Linked DNA regions of Homo sapiens: region 2 is linked to region 1. A link is an interaction called in ENCODE POLR2A ChIA-PET data of the cell type or tissue named here. Cell type or tissue: Caco-2. All regions are shown on one strand. Each heading gives the region's core, and the rest is flanking DNA. Links, peaks and the distances in the headings are about the cores only.

The links. ChIA-PET counts read pairs that join two places held together with the same protein. Peaks named below come from ENCODE experiments on the same cell type or tissue, not always from the same donor. Only the 100,000 strongest peaks of a DNase experiment are listed, where the experiment ranks them.
Region 2: POLR2A ChIA-PET joins it to region 1 with 11 read pairs; 8 of 35 experiments call an interaction of 5 or more read pairs at or near these places.

The regions. Positions count from the first base shown.
Region 1 is chr6:43,419,213-43,426,262 of GRCh38, forward strand. It overlaps LOC105375065 (a long non-coding RNA gene), which reads left to right. Exons shown (of 6, transcript XR_007059585.1): 6 at 5,481-6,802. Among named protein-coding and RNA genes, the nearest start is that of ABCC10, 4.8 kb to the right of the region's middle. RefSeq lists an enhancer at 6,283-6,804. In Caco-2, for the core only: no CTCF peak of the experiment used is centred there; no DNase peak of the experiment used is centred there.
Region 2 is chr6:43,300,060-43,307,109 of GRCh38, forward strand. It overlaps SLC22A7 (solute carrier family 22 member 7), which reads left to right. Exons shown (of 11, transcript NM_153320.2): 5 at 1-7; 6 at 1,076-1,199; 7 at 1,524-1,633; 8 at 2,141-2,355; 9 at 2,596-2,704; 10 at 3,979-4,185; 11 at 4,612-5,479. The coding sequence ends at 4,666. CRIP3 (cysteine rich protein 3) reads right to left here. Exons shown (of 8, transcript NM_206922.3): 5 at 6,387-6,458; 6 at 6,160-6,254; 7 at 6,008-6,065; 8 at 5,413-5,816. The coding sequence ends at 5,755. It overlaps LOC124901319 (a long non-coding RNA gene), which reads right to left and starts at 1,527. Exons shown (of 2, transcript XR_007059582.1): 1 at 1,348-1,527. In Caco-2, for the core only: no CTCF peak of the experiment used is centred there; a DNase peak (open chromatin) is centred at 3,119.

The DNA of each region.
Region 1 (7,050 bases), core at 1,014-6,013:
AAGAGAAAGGGAGGCTGAGGAGGGTGGATCACCTGAGGTCAGGAGTTCGAGACCAGCCTGGCCAACATGATGAAACTCCGTCTCTACCAAAAACACAAAAATTAGCCAGGTGTGGTGGCGTGTGCCTATAATCCCAGCTACTCGGGAGGCTGAGGCAGGAGAATCACTTGAACCCAGGAGGCGGAGGTTGCGGTGAGTTGAGATTGTGCCATTGTACTCCAGCCTGGGCAACAGAGTGAGACTCCGTCTCAAAAAAGAAAAAAAAAGTTTATTTTTTCTAACTTTCTTATTTTCTTGGGTTAAACTAGAGCTCTTAAATTAACCTGCCTGCCCATCAGCTTTCCAGACTAGGAGTGATTATATAACTTACAATTCTTACTGGGGACCTGAAAGCCCCAACATGCTCTGAAGCCTGGAAAATTAGGTGGAAGAAGGAAAAGATAGAACCTTGGCACAGAGAGAAAAAAAAAGTGGTTAGCATCTGTGCTGGACTAAAAAATATATAAGTATGAATGTTAGATTTTGTGAGTTACATCAGGGACACATGTGCATATCTGCATTTGATGTGTGTGCAATTCTGTGGTCAAGAGGGTGTCTGTGAGTGAGAAGACACATCCAAAGATTTAATGAGAAGAATAATGATTTTGGATCCATCTGCCTTGCTCTCAGTGCCAAGAGGAATGGTAGGCACAGGATTCACTGCAGGGGTAGATGGTGAAAGCAGTCAGAAAGTGATGGGTTGTTAGGGGTACCCCTGAATAATGTCTCCCCACCTAGTTAGCTCTTGCTTGAAATTTAGCAGTTAGCTAACTGTGTCTCTAAGGATTTTAAATTTTTCTTCATACTTTTCTTCATTTCTACATTTTCAAGACATACCCACGACTGGGTAATTTATAAAGGAAAAGAGGTTTAATGGACTCACAATTCCACATAGCTGGGGAGGCCTCACAATCATGGTGGAAGGTGAAGGAGGAGCAAAGGCACATCTTACAAGGCGATAGGCAAGGAGTGCTGAGGGTATTGCAATTATAATCAAAAGGTTATTAATGTAAAATAATATATTTTAGTACTTGACAGTAGTTCAAGTAAAAAGTCTTGAGGGAGGTTCCTGATTCAATTTAGACCATGAGGCCTTGTGTTAAGGGTGTGGATTGGGTATTGCGGATCCTGATCTAGAACATGTGCTGTGATGTGTACTAGTTCTATAATCCTCGGCAAGGCTCTTGACATCTGTGGTGCTTAAACCTGAGTGCAAGAATCACCCAACTGCAGATTGTAGGATCCTCTCCTAGAGAGTCTTATTCAGCAGGTCTAGAGTGGACTTTGGAATCTGCATTTTAATAAGCAGCTCAGGTGACTCCAAAGCAAATGCTATATAGACCACTCTTTGAAACACACTATTCCATATTCTGCAAATCTCCATTTTTAAAAACTTTATTGTGAAAAAATTTCAAATATATGCAGGCATAACTCATTCACCTGCATCTCGCTTTATTGCACTTTGCAGATTACATTTTTACAAATAGAAGGTTTGTGGCAACCTGGTGTTGGGCAAGTCTATCAGCATCATTTTTCCAACAGCGTGTGCTCACTTCGTGTTTCTGTATCACATTTTGGTAATTTTCACAGTATTTCAAACTTTTAATTATCACTCTGTCTGTTATAGTGATCTGTGATCACTGTGATCAGTGATCTTTGATGTTACTATTGTAATTGTTTTGGGATGCCACAAATCACACCTATGTAAGACACAGAAGTTAATAAATATGTGTTCTTTGACTGCACCACCTACCAGCCATTCCCCTATCTCCCTCTTTTTGAGCCTCCTTATTCCCTGACACACACAGTATTAAAATTAGGTCCATTACTACCCTAAAATGAGGCCGGGTGGGTGGCTCACACCTGTAATCTCAGCAATTTGGGAGGCCGAGGCAGGTGGATCACTTGAGGCCAGGAGTTCAAGATCAGCCTGGACAAGGTGGTGAGACCCTGTCTCTACTAAAAATACAAAAAATAGCCGAGTGTGGTGGCATGCTCCTGTAGTCCCAGCTCCTTGGAAGGCTGAGGCAGGAGAATCACTTGAACCCAGGAGGCGGAGGTTGCAGTGAGCTGAGATTGTGCCACTGCACTCCAGCCTGGGCGACAGAGCAAGACTCTATCTTGAAAATAAATAAATAAATAAATAAATAAATAAATAAATAACTCTACAATGGCCTCTAAGTTTTCTTTTTTCTTTTTTTTTTTTTTGAGACGGAGTTTCACTCTTGTAGCCCAGGCTGGAGTACAATGGCATGATCTCGGCTCATTGCAACCTCCACCTCCTGGGTTCAAGCGATTCTCCTGCCTCAGCCTCCCGAGTAGCTGGGATTACAGGCTTGCGCCTCCATGCCTGGCTAATTTTTGTATTTTTAGTAGAGACGGGGTTTCACCATGTTGGCCAGGCTAGCCTCGAACTCCTGACCTCAGGCAATCCACCCACCTCAGCCTCCCAAAGTGCTGGGATTACAGGCGTGAGCCATCGCACCAGGCCCAGTGGCCTCTAAGTTTTCAAGTGAAAGAAAGAGTTGCACATTTCTCACTTAAAAAAAAAAAAAAAAAAAAAAAGCTTCTAGGATGGAGAATGTGCGAAAAAAAAAAAAGCTAGAAATGATCAAACTTAGTGAGGAAGGCATGTTGAAAGCCAACATAGGTCAGAAACTAAGCCTCTTGGCCAAACAGCAAGTTGTGAATGCAAAGGAAAATTTATTGAAGGAAATTAGAAGTGCTATTCCACTGAACACACAAATGATAAGAATGCAAAACAGCCTTATTGCTGATATGGAGAACATTTTAGTGTCTGGATAAGGACCCAACCAACTACAACATCCCCTTAAGCCAAAGTCTAATCCAGAGTAATGCCCTAACTCTTCAATTCTATGAAGACTGAGAGAGGTGAGGAAGCCGCATAGGAAAAGTTTGATGCTATCAGAGGTTGATTCATGACGTTTAAGGAAAGAAGCCATCTCTATAATATAAAAGTGCTAGTGAAGCAGCAAGTGCTGAAGCAGAAGCTGTCGCCAGTTAACCAGAAGATCTAGCTAAGATCAATGATGAAGGTGGCTACATGAAACAACAGATTTCTCACTCTGTCGCCAGGCTGGAGTGCAGTGGTGTGATCTTGGATCACTGCAACCTCAGCCTCCCGGGTTCAAGCAATTCTCCTGCCTCAGCCTCCGGAGTAGCTGGGATTACAGACACACACCACCACGCCCAGCTGATTTTTGTATTTTTAGTAGAGACACAGTTTCACAATGTTGGACAGACTGGTCTCGAACTCCTGATCTTGTGATCCACCCTCCTTGACCTCCCAAAGTGCTGGGATTACAGGCGTGAGACACCACACCTGGATGAAACAACAGATTTTGAAAGTAGATGAAACAGCTTTCTATCAGAAGAAGATGCCATCTAAGACTTTCATAGCTAGAGAGGAAAAGTCAATGCCTAGCTTCAAAGCTTCAAAGGACAGGCTGACTCTCTTGTTAGGTGTTAATGCAATTGGTGACTTTAAGTTGAAATTAATGCTCATTTACTATTCTGAAAATCCTAGGGCTCTTAAGAATTATGTTAAAGCTATTTTTTTTTTTTTTGGAGATGGTGTCTTGCTCTGTCACTCAGGCTGCAGTGCAGTAGCATAATCTTGGCTCACTGCAACCTCCACCTCCCGGGTTCAAGCAATTCTCCTGCCTCAGCCTCCCGAGTAGCTGGGATTACAGGCACGCACCACCACACCCAGCTAATTTTTGTATTTTTAGTAGAGACAGGGTTTCGCCATGTTGGCCAGGCTGATCTCAAATTCCTGATCTCAAGTGATCTGCCTGCCTCGGCCTCCCGAAATGGTGGGATTTCAGGCGTGAGCCACCACACACAGCCAAATCTACTTTATCTGTGCCTTATAAATGGAACAACAAAGCCTGGATGACAGCACATCTGTTTATAACATGGTCTATTGAATATTTTAAGCCCACTTTGGAGGACTACTTCTCAGAAAAAAAGATTCCTTTCAAAATGTTACCGTTTATTGACAATGCATCCAGTCATTCAGGAGCTCTGATGGAGATGTATAAGGAGATGACTGTTGTTTTTATGCCTGTTAACACAACATTCAGACTGGGCATGGTGGCTCATGCCTGTAATCCCAGCACTTTGAGAAGCCAAGACGGCAGATCACTTGAGGTCAAGAGTTCTAGACCAGCCTGGCCAAATGGTGAAACCCGTCTCTACTAAAAATACAAAAATTAGCCAGGTGTGGTGGCCCACACCTGTAATCCCAGCTACTTGGGAGGCTGAGGCAGGAGAATCACTTGAACCTGGGAGGCAGAGGTTGCCGTGAGCCAAGATCACGCCACTGCACTCTAGCCAGGGCAGCAGAGTGAGACTCCATCTCAAAAACAAACAAAAAAAGAAACGAAAAAAACTACAACATCCATTCTGCAGTCCACGGATCAAGGAGTAATTTCAACTTTAGAGTATTTTATTATTATTATTATTTATTTATTTTGAGATGGGAGTCTTGCTCTGTCACCCAGGCTGGAGTGCAGTGGCATGGTCTCAGCTCCCTGAAACCTCTGCTTCCCAGGTTCAAGCAATTCTCCTGCCTCAGCCTCCCAAGTAGCTGGGATTAAAGGTACACACCATCATGCCTGGCTAAGTTTTGTAGTTTCAGTAGAGCTGGGTTTTCCCCATATCGGCAAGGCTGGTCTTGAACTCCTGACCTCAGGTGATCTGCCTGCCTTGGCCTCCCAAAGTGCTAGGATTACAGGCGTGAGCCACTGCGCCTGGCCTCAAGTATCATTTTAGAGACAGGGTCTCACTCTGTTGCCCAGGCTAGAGTACAGTGGCCCAATCATAGTTCACTGCAACCTTAAACTCTTGGGCTCAACCCATCCTCCCACCTCAGCCTCCTGAGTAGCAGTGACTACAGGTGGGCACTGCCATGCCCGGCTAATTTTTTATTTTTATTTTTGTAGAGATGAGGTCTTGCTATGTTGCCCAGGCTGGTCTCAAACTTCTGGCCACAAGCAATCCTCTCACCTTGGCCTCCCAAAGTGCTAGCATTAGAAGTGTGAGCCACTGTGCTTGGCCCAAGTATTATTTAGGAAATACATTCCATAAGGCTATAGCTGTCATAGACAGTGATTCCTCTGATGGATCTGGACAAAGTAAATTTAAAACCCTCTGGAAAACATTCACCACACTAGATGCCATTAGGAATATCTGTGAGCCAGGCATGTTGGCTCATGTCTGCAATTCCAGCACTTTGGGAGGCTGAGGCAGGAGGATGGCTTGAGGCCAGGAGTTTGAGACCAGCTTAAGCAACATAGTGAGACCCTGCCTCCATTAAAAAAAAAAGCGCTCTCTCTCCCCCCTCCCCCTCCCTCTCCCTCTCCCCACGGTCTCCCTCTCCCTCTCCCCACGGTCTCCCTCTCCCTCTCTTTCCACAGTCTCCCTCTGATGCCGAGCAGAAGCTGGACTGTACTGCCGCTATCTCGGCTCACTGCAACCTCCCTGCCTGATTCTCCTGCCTCAGCCTGCCGAGTGCCTGGGATTGCAGGCGCGCGCCGCCACGCCTGACTGGTTTTCATATTTTTTTTGGTGGAGACGGGGTTTCGCTGTGTTGGCCGGGCTGGTCTCCAGCTCCTAACCGTGAGTTATCTGCCAGCCTCGGCCTCCCGAGGTACCGGGAATGCAGACGGAGTCTCATTCACTCAGTGCTCAATGTTGCCCAGGCTGGAGTGCAGTGGCGTGATCTCGGCTGGCTACAACCTCCACCTCCCAGCCGCCTGCCTTGGCCTCCCAAAGTGCCGAGATTGCAGCCTCTGCCTGGCCGCCATCCCGTCTAGGAAGTGAGGAGCGTCTCTGCCCGGCCGCCCATCGTCTGAGATGTGGGGAGCGCCTCTGCCCCGCCGCCCCGTCTGGGAGATGAGGAGCGTCTCTGCCCGGCCGCCCCGTCTGAGAAGTGAGGAGCCCCTCCGCCCAGCAGCCGCCCCGTCTGAGAAGTGAGGAGCCCCTCCGCCCGGCAGCTGCCCTGTCTGGGAAGTGAGGAGCGTCTCCGCCTGGCAGCTGCCCCGTCCGGGAGGTGGGGGGCAGCCCCCGCCCGGCTAGCTGCCCCGTCCAGGAGGTGGGGGGGGGCGCCTCCGCCCGGCCAGCTGCCCTGTCCTGGAGGTGGGGGGCGCCTCTGTCCGGCCGCCCCTTCTGGGAAGTGATGAGCCCCTCTGCCCGGCCGCCACCCCATCTGGGAGGTGTACCCAACAGCTCATTGAGAACGGGCCATGATGACGATGGTGGTTTTGTCGAATAGAAAAGGGGGAAATGTGGGGAAAAGATAGAGAAATCAGATTGTTGCTGTGTCTGTGTAGAAAGAAGTAGACATAGGAGACTCCATTTTGTTCTGTACTAAGAAAAATTCTTCTGCCTTGGAATGCTGTTAATATATGACCTTACCCCCAACCCCCTGCTCTCTGAAACATGTGCTGTGTCCGCTGAGGGTTAAATGGATTAAGGGCGGTGCAAGTGCTTTGTTAAACAGATGCTTGATGGCAGCATGCTCGTTAAGAGTCATCACCACTCCCTAATCTCAAGTACCCAGGGACACAAACACTGCGGAAGGCCGCAGGGTCCTCTGCCTAGGAAAACCAGAGACCTTTGTTCACTTGTTTATCTGCTGACCTTCCCTCCACTATTGTCTTATGACCCTGCCAAATCCCCTTCTGCGAGAAACACCCAAGAATGATCAATAAAAATAAATAAATAAATAAATAAAAAACTGTGATTCATGGGATTCATGGGAGGAGGACAACGTATATCAACATTAACAGAAGTTTGGAAGAAGCTGATTCCAACCTTCACGGATGGACCTTCAAGACATCAGTGGAGGAAGTAACTGCAGATGTGATGGAAACAGCAAGTGAATTAGAATTAGAAGTGGAGCCTGGCCAGGTGCAGTGGCTCACACCTATAATCCCAGCACTTTGGGAGGCCAAGGCAAGCGCATCACCTGAGGCCAGGAGTTCA
Region 2 (7,050 bases), core at 1,198-6,197, 120 kb before region 1:
GCCTCTGGTGAGGACTGCAGGCAGCTGGGGAGCGGGAGATACAGGAAGTGAAAGATGAGATTAATCAGAGCCTGAGATTTGAGGATAGAGAGATTGAGAGATGAAGGGAAAGAGAAACGAAGTGACCAAGAGACAGAAAGAGACACAGAGAAAAAGAGACAGAGAGACAGAGATCAACAGAAAGAAGATGGCAAGGAAAAGTGAGAAACAGAGAACAAGATACAGAGAGTCAGAGATAAAGACAGAGCCAAACATAAATTGAGGCTGGCCCCTTGGAGAGTTGGGGATAGGGGCAGGGCCAGCATGGGGGTGGGGAGCTCAGGCCGGAGAGTGGGAGGACAGGCAGGGTGGGCACTACATTGCCTCCTAAAGATGACTTGGCCTTGGATGACCCTTCTGGATATGTCTACATGTCTGTCCCTCCTTCATCTCATTCCCTCCTGCCACCCATGGGAGAAGTGAGTGGCTGGTGCTGGGAGCTGGTCTTGAGGGTAAGGACAATTCAGTTGAATAAGGGACTCCCAGGCTATGGAGGACCTGGGCCTGGGCAAGGAAGTGTGGGAAGAGGTGTTTTATTTTTATTTTTATTATTTTTGAGATAAGGTCTTGCTCTGTCGCTGGAGTACAGTGGCACAATCACAGCTCACTGAAGCCTCAACCTCCCAGGCTCAAGTGGTTCTCCTGCATTAGCCTCCTGAGTAGCTGGGACTACAGGCGTGTGCCACCACACCCAGCTAATATTTATTTTTTGATTTTTTGTAGAGACAGGGTCTTGCCATGATGCCCAGGCTGATCTTGAACTCCTGGGCTCAAACCCACCCTCCCGCCTTGACCTCCAAAAGTGTTTGGATTACAGGCATGGGCCATTGCACCCAGCCCAGAGGTGGCTTTTAAACTGGGCATTAAAAGATGAATAAGAGCTCATCAAGTGTGGAGGGCTTGGGGAGGAGATGATGTTCCAGGCTAAGGGGACTACATGAGCAAGAGCCTGGAAGTTGAGAGCCTGTAGTATGTCCAGGAACATGTGGCTTAGGGTCATGACTTTCTGGCTGATGGACCTTCTGCCTATTCCTAGGTGGGTGCCTGAGTCTGCACGCTGGCTTCTGACCCAAGGCCATGTGAAAGAGGCCCACAGGTACTTGCTCCACTGTGCCAGGCTCAATGGGCGGCCAGTGTGTGAGGACAGCTTCAGCCAGGAGGTGAGGGTGAACGTGTGTGTGAGCATGCATATATGTGTGTGGTGGGGAGTGGGCTGTGTCAAGTGCCTCCCTCCCAGAGCCCACCATATATGGCAGGAAAAGCCCCTGGGCCCCCACAGAGAGTTCCGAACTCTTTAGGATGTCCTACCTGGCTCCAGTGGGCCACATCCATCATTCGAGACCCACTCGTCTCAGCTGCCATGAGCATCTCCATCCCCACCACTGCAGATGGGAGGAATAGAGAGGGGTGGGGGGAGAGTACTGTGTCCCATTGAGATCACATAGCCAACTCTGATGTTACAACCTCACCTCCTTCCCTACCAGGCTGTGAGCAAAGTGGCCGCCGGGGAACGGGTGGTCCGAAGACCTTCATACCTAGACCTGTTCCGCACACCACGGCTCCGACACATCTCACTGTGCTGCGTGGTGGTGTGGTGAGGAGGCTGGCTTGGGTCTGGCATGGGTGTGGTGGGAGGGAGGAGCAAACTCCAGGCTGGTGCTGAGTGTGAGAAGGGCTCTGAGGGACAAGTAGAGTGTCACTGTGGAGGGCAGGAGGATAAACCTCCATGGGCGATCTGCCTGGGGAAGTCAGAAAATGAAGCAGGTAGCAGAGACACATGGGTTCAAGCTCAGACTCCCACTTCCTTACTTGGAAAGGGACAGATGACTTAGCCACTCAGAGCCCCAGTGTCCCTTCTGTAAAACGGACTGTTGTCAGTTCCATGTCAGGGTTGCTGTGAAAATTAGGGTAAAGGCGCTTTGACTACTGGCGCATGCTGCACAGAGGGCATTATGGATGTCAGGGAAGGTCCTGGCGGGGGGACCGGGGGTTGCAGAGACAGAAGGAGATTGCCCTTGTAAAATGCCAAGTCTTCCTGAGAAGAGAGGCCAAAGAGGGATGGGAAGGAGGGTCCGCCAAGTGGCACTGAGACTCCTTTCAGGTTCGGAGTGAACTTCTCCTATTACGGCCTGAGTCTGGATGTGTCGGGGCTGGGGCTGAACGTGTACCAGACACAGCTGTTGTTCGGGGCTGTGGAACTGCCCTCCAAGCTGCTGGTCTACTTGTCGGTGCGCTACGCAGGACGCCGCCTCACGCAAGCCGGGACACTGCTGGGCACGGCCCTGGCGTTCGGCACTAGACTGCTAGTGTCCTCCGGTGAGCCCAGTCCCATAGGTTCTGCCCACCCCAGAAGCCGGGCCAGGAACCCTGCCCACTCCCCGGAGACCCCACCTCCTGGCCAAGAACCCACTCCTCCCCCAGATCCCTGCTCTTACCCAGTGAGCTCAGACTCTCCACCACTTAAGTTTGGCCCACTCTGGAGACTCCGCACCCTATCCAGAACACCCCTGGCTCTCCTCCAAGGCCCTCTCACTACCTGAACCCGCTTCCCTCCAGATATGAAGTCCTGGAGCACTGTCCTGGCAGTGATGGGGAAAGCTTTTTCTGAAGCTGCCTTCACCACTGCCTACCTGTTCACTTCAGAGTTGTACCCTACGGTGCTCAGGTGAGGAAGCCTGCAACTGATCTGGGGGTATGGGGCTTGTTAGTCACGTGTCTTAACCAACACTTCTACATACACGCACCACAACCTGGTCTCTCACTCATTTTTTTTTTAATTTTAATTTTTGGTAGAGACGGGGTCTTGCTATATTACCCAGACTGGTCTCAAACTCCTGGTCTCAAGCGATCCTCCCGCCTCAGCCTCCAAAAGTGCTCGTATTACAGGCACTATTACAGGCATGAGCCACCGCACCCAGCCTCTCACTCGTTCTCCACACTACACCCAGAATACAGAGCTAATCAGGGCCCTCTGTGTTTGCCCTAGTCTTGGAGAAGGCAGAGCATCTTATCTTCTGTACTATGTGACCCTGAGCCACGTCAGACATCCTCTCTGGGCCTCCTTAAGAAAACAACCCCAAGGCCGGGCACTGTGGCTCACGCCTGTAATCCCAGCATTTTGGAAGGCCAAGGCGGGCGGATCACTGAAGGTCAGGAATTCGAGACCAGCCTGACCAACATGGTGAAACCCTGTCTCTGCTAAACATACAAAATTAGCTGGGTGTGGTGGCGAATGCCTGTAATCCTAGCTATTTGGGAGGCTGAGGCAGGAGAATCGCTCGAACCTGGGAGATGGAGGTTGCAGTGAGCTGAGATCATGCCATTGCACTCCAGCCTGGGCGAGAAACTCTGTCTCAAATAAATACATAAATAAAAGAAAAAAATTAAATAATAATAATAATAAGAAGAAGAAAACAGCCCCAAGAAGCCCCATCCTGCCCACCCCCATCCCATTCACCCCTGGAAGGCAGAGATGCCCTTGAGGACTGTCCCAAGAGCAACCCCTTGAAAGGCCCGGGGTTGGGGGGGTCTTTCAGCTAGCTACTGAGAGGTGGGAAGAGGAAAATTCTAGGCATCTGGTCATGTTTAGAAAGAGGTTTGCCTCCTCGAACAACATGGCAGGGCCTGTACAAACTACTGACCTTCTTCCTTCCACATCACCCTTTCCTTATCTCCCAGTCTGGTGACTTGTCTTCTCCTTTAGTGATACCTAATTGGTACTCTGTCAGAATGGGGGCCCTGTCCTCTGGTGGGTGCTGGCTTGAGGTCTCCTGGCCTGAAGGTGGGTGGGAAGACCAACTGAAAGAAGTCCTAGTTTTCTTAGCTATATGGGGAGAAGGGAGTATCAGGGCCTGCCAGCCCTGGAGGGAAGCCCTGTGGGGCATGACTCCAGGTAGGTGTGAACACCATCTGCCTCCCTCATCCTCTTTCTCTGAACAGACAGACAGGGATGGGGCTGACTGCACTGGTGGGCCGGCTGGGGGGCTCTTTGGCCCCACTGGCGGCCTTGCTGGATGGAGTGTGGCTGTCACTGCCCAAGCTTACTTATGGGGGGATCGCCCTGCTGGCTGCCGGCACCGCCCTCCTGCTGCCAGAGACGAGGCAGGCACAGCTGCCAGAGACCATCCAGGACGTGGAGAGAAAGAGGTGTGTGCACAGGACTGTGTCTGTGTACGTGTGATAACATGCATATGGATGCAGGTGCTCAGATACCTGACACCTTAGGATTCAGACAGGAAACTATATCTGCACATGTGTACTTGGTGCATGTATGTGTGCGTGCACAGGTGAGTGTTTCAGGGTGCATGATTGGGGGCATGTAAACTGCAAGCATAAATGTGTACATGAGTGTATGAACACAAATACATAAGGTTGTTCAGGAAGATGTGTATGTGTGCACACTCAAGTATGCCTACACATCAGGGGTGTGTACAAGCATGTGTGTGAGTCACTTGTACAGGCGTTTGTATACCAGGAACTGGGGTGAGCCCTGGGACAGCCCTGATGGGGCAGGCTGGGGTGGTAGGCTCGGGGATTAAACCCCACCATTGCTCACAACTCCTTCCTCCCTAGTGCCCCAACCAGTCTTCAGGAGGAAGAGATGCCCATGAAGCAGGTCCAGAACTAAGTGGGAGTGGAGGCAGGCCCTCCACAGAAGCTCTGCAGCAGGGGCTGGGAGAGCAGAAGGGCAGGCCCTGCAACTCAGGCTGGGAGTATCGAACCCTCTGCCTAGGGCCGGAGTTGCTGCCAGTACCCGCTCCCTCTGCTCATCCATCCTTGATTATTTGGCTTCTAGGAACAGTTGACTTCCCAGAATGCAGTGGGCTGCTGGGCACCCCTCTCACGGTTGGGGAGGATTCTGTAAATAAAGGTGCCCCTTGGGTTGGGGCAGTGGTGACGAGCTGTGGGAAGAGCCCTGGATAGGAAGCCACTGAGTCTGCCCTGGGCTCTGATAAAACCTTCACCATTAACTTGCTGTGTGACCTTGGGCATGTGGCTTTCCCTCTCTGGGCCTCAGTCTGTTCATCTCCCAAATGGATAATGAAGCCTCTTGGGAGGCCCTACCATAGGATCTGTTGCCATGCTCAAATGAGTTACTGAATAAGGTGCTTCTGCTTCTTCTAGAGATGGTGCTAAAGAAAGGACTAGCATATGAGACTTCTGGTACCAATGGGGCTGGTGGGCATGCTGTCCACTGTGTGGTGCTAGGACTGCCAATGCCAGGCCCAAGGGACAAAAAGAACAGAGCTTTTTGTTCTCATGGCTGGCCCTGCTACCTCCGAGGCACCCTGCAGGGCAATGCATGTCATCCCAACCCCCACACTCCCCATCCTCCAACCCACTGGTCTCATGCCCAAAGAAGAGTTGAAGGCATGGGAGCCAACATTTTATTGAAGAAGCCACAGAGGCTGAAATTCAATAAACACAAGTTTTATGAGTACCTTGAAGCTCCAGAATGTGCTGGGGAAAGGGGTTGTGATGGCCAGGAGGAGGATACCCTTCAAAACGGGCTGTTCCCTAACCAGATAGAAATGGGAAAGGGAAAAAATTGGCAGAGAAAGTCTAGACTCTCTGGCCTACCATGGAGCCTAGGCCCAGGCCCCCAAGATCCCACCTTCCCCAACCCCCATGGGACTGGAGATTTTTGTAGCTTCCATTGGACCATGAGGGGCATGATGGGAGGCCTGAGTTAGGGTGACCTTTTTTGTGAGCGTCTCATTTGAATTTTATCTTCACTGGGTCATAGATGTAGCAGCCCACATCGCCAATGTTCACACCTGAGAGAGAGAGCCCTATCACCAAAGGCCCTGGGTCTGTGGTGCAGGGTTCAGGCCTAGAGGGAACTTGGTGGGGGGGCCAGGGTATGCTTAACCACAGGGGAAGTTGTCCACACATACCCACAGACCATGTACATGCCATACTTCAGGCATGTACATGCCATCCCAGTGTCTGGGATGGGGCTGCCCACCTTTGGGGCCAAACAGGTAGCCGTAGCAGGGGACGTGGCAGTAGGGGACTCCATCATGCTGAGACACAGAGAGAAAGAGAGCTGTCTCAGCCTGGTTCTCTTCCCATCTCCAGCCTCCTCCCAACATAACCACTCATTCCTGCCCTGCTCACCTCAGCATGACTCCCAGCAGTCAGGGTCTTGTGGCAACGCTGGCACCTCAGACACGGTCGGTGCCAATTTCTGCCTAATGACATCACCTTCTCAGCTGGTGGTGGAAAGAAGTGGTAATGCTTCCATTCTAGGGGTAGAGTAGGGAGACCTACCTGCCTTGGATCACCTCCCTCCCCCTTGCTGCCCACCCTGTATCCCCCTCCCCAAGTTTTCCACTGTTACTTACCAAAATAGACGGGCTCCCCACAGCCAGGGCACAGCGAGGTCTCCCCAGTGAATGTCTTCATATGGGGAGGGCCTTTAAAGGGGAAGAGGCCCTGGCTATGTCTGAGGTGGAGATGCCCACCAGCACCTGCCTGCATATGGTGCTGTCCTCTTTCAAAAGCCATGCTCATTCCAGAGTGCCCCACCCAGGCGCCCAAGAGTCTGCCTTCTACAGGCCCAGAGCTGAGCCCCCTCTGACTCCACCTCCTGCCCCATCCCTATGTGTATTAGGGACTATCTGCTTCCTTCTCCTGCTTCCTTTTCATCCTCCCAGGGGCTCACGTACCCACCATCCCAACCCTGTTAGCAACTCAATCCTCAGGAAACTTGAGCTGATATAGGAGCTGGCCACAGCACGGGTGTCAGGTGTTGGGGAGCACAGTGTCATTGCCTACTTCAGGGAATGGAGGGAAAGAACAGGGACCAGAGGAGAAAAGTTGAAGAATATGAGAGGCTGGCCTTATCCCAATGACTCCTCTCCTTTAGATCATTCCTTCCATGGCCCTGGCCTGGGACAGACCTAAGTTCCTGGCCAGCTTTGCCTCTGACTAGCTTTGTGGATGGACAGTCATTTGCCCTGTCTGGATCTCACTTTCCTCACCTGTAACACACGAGGAGAGGGGATA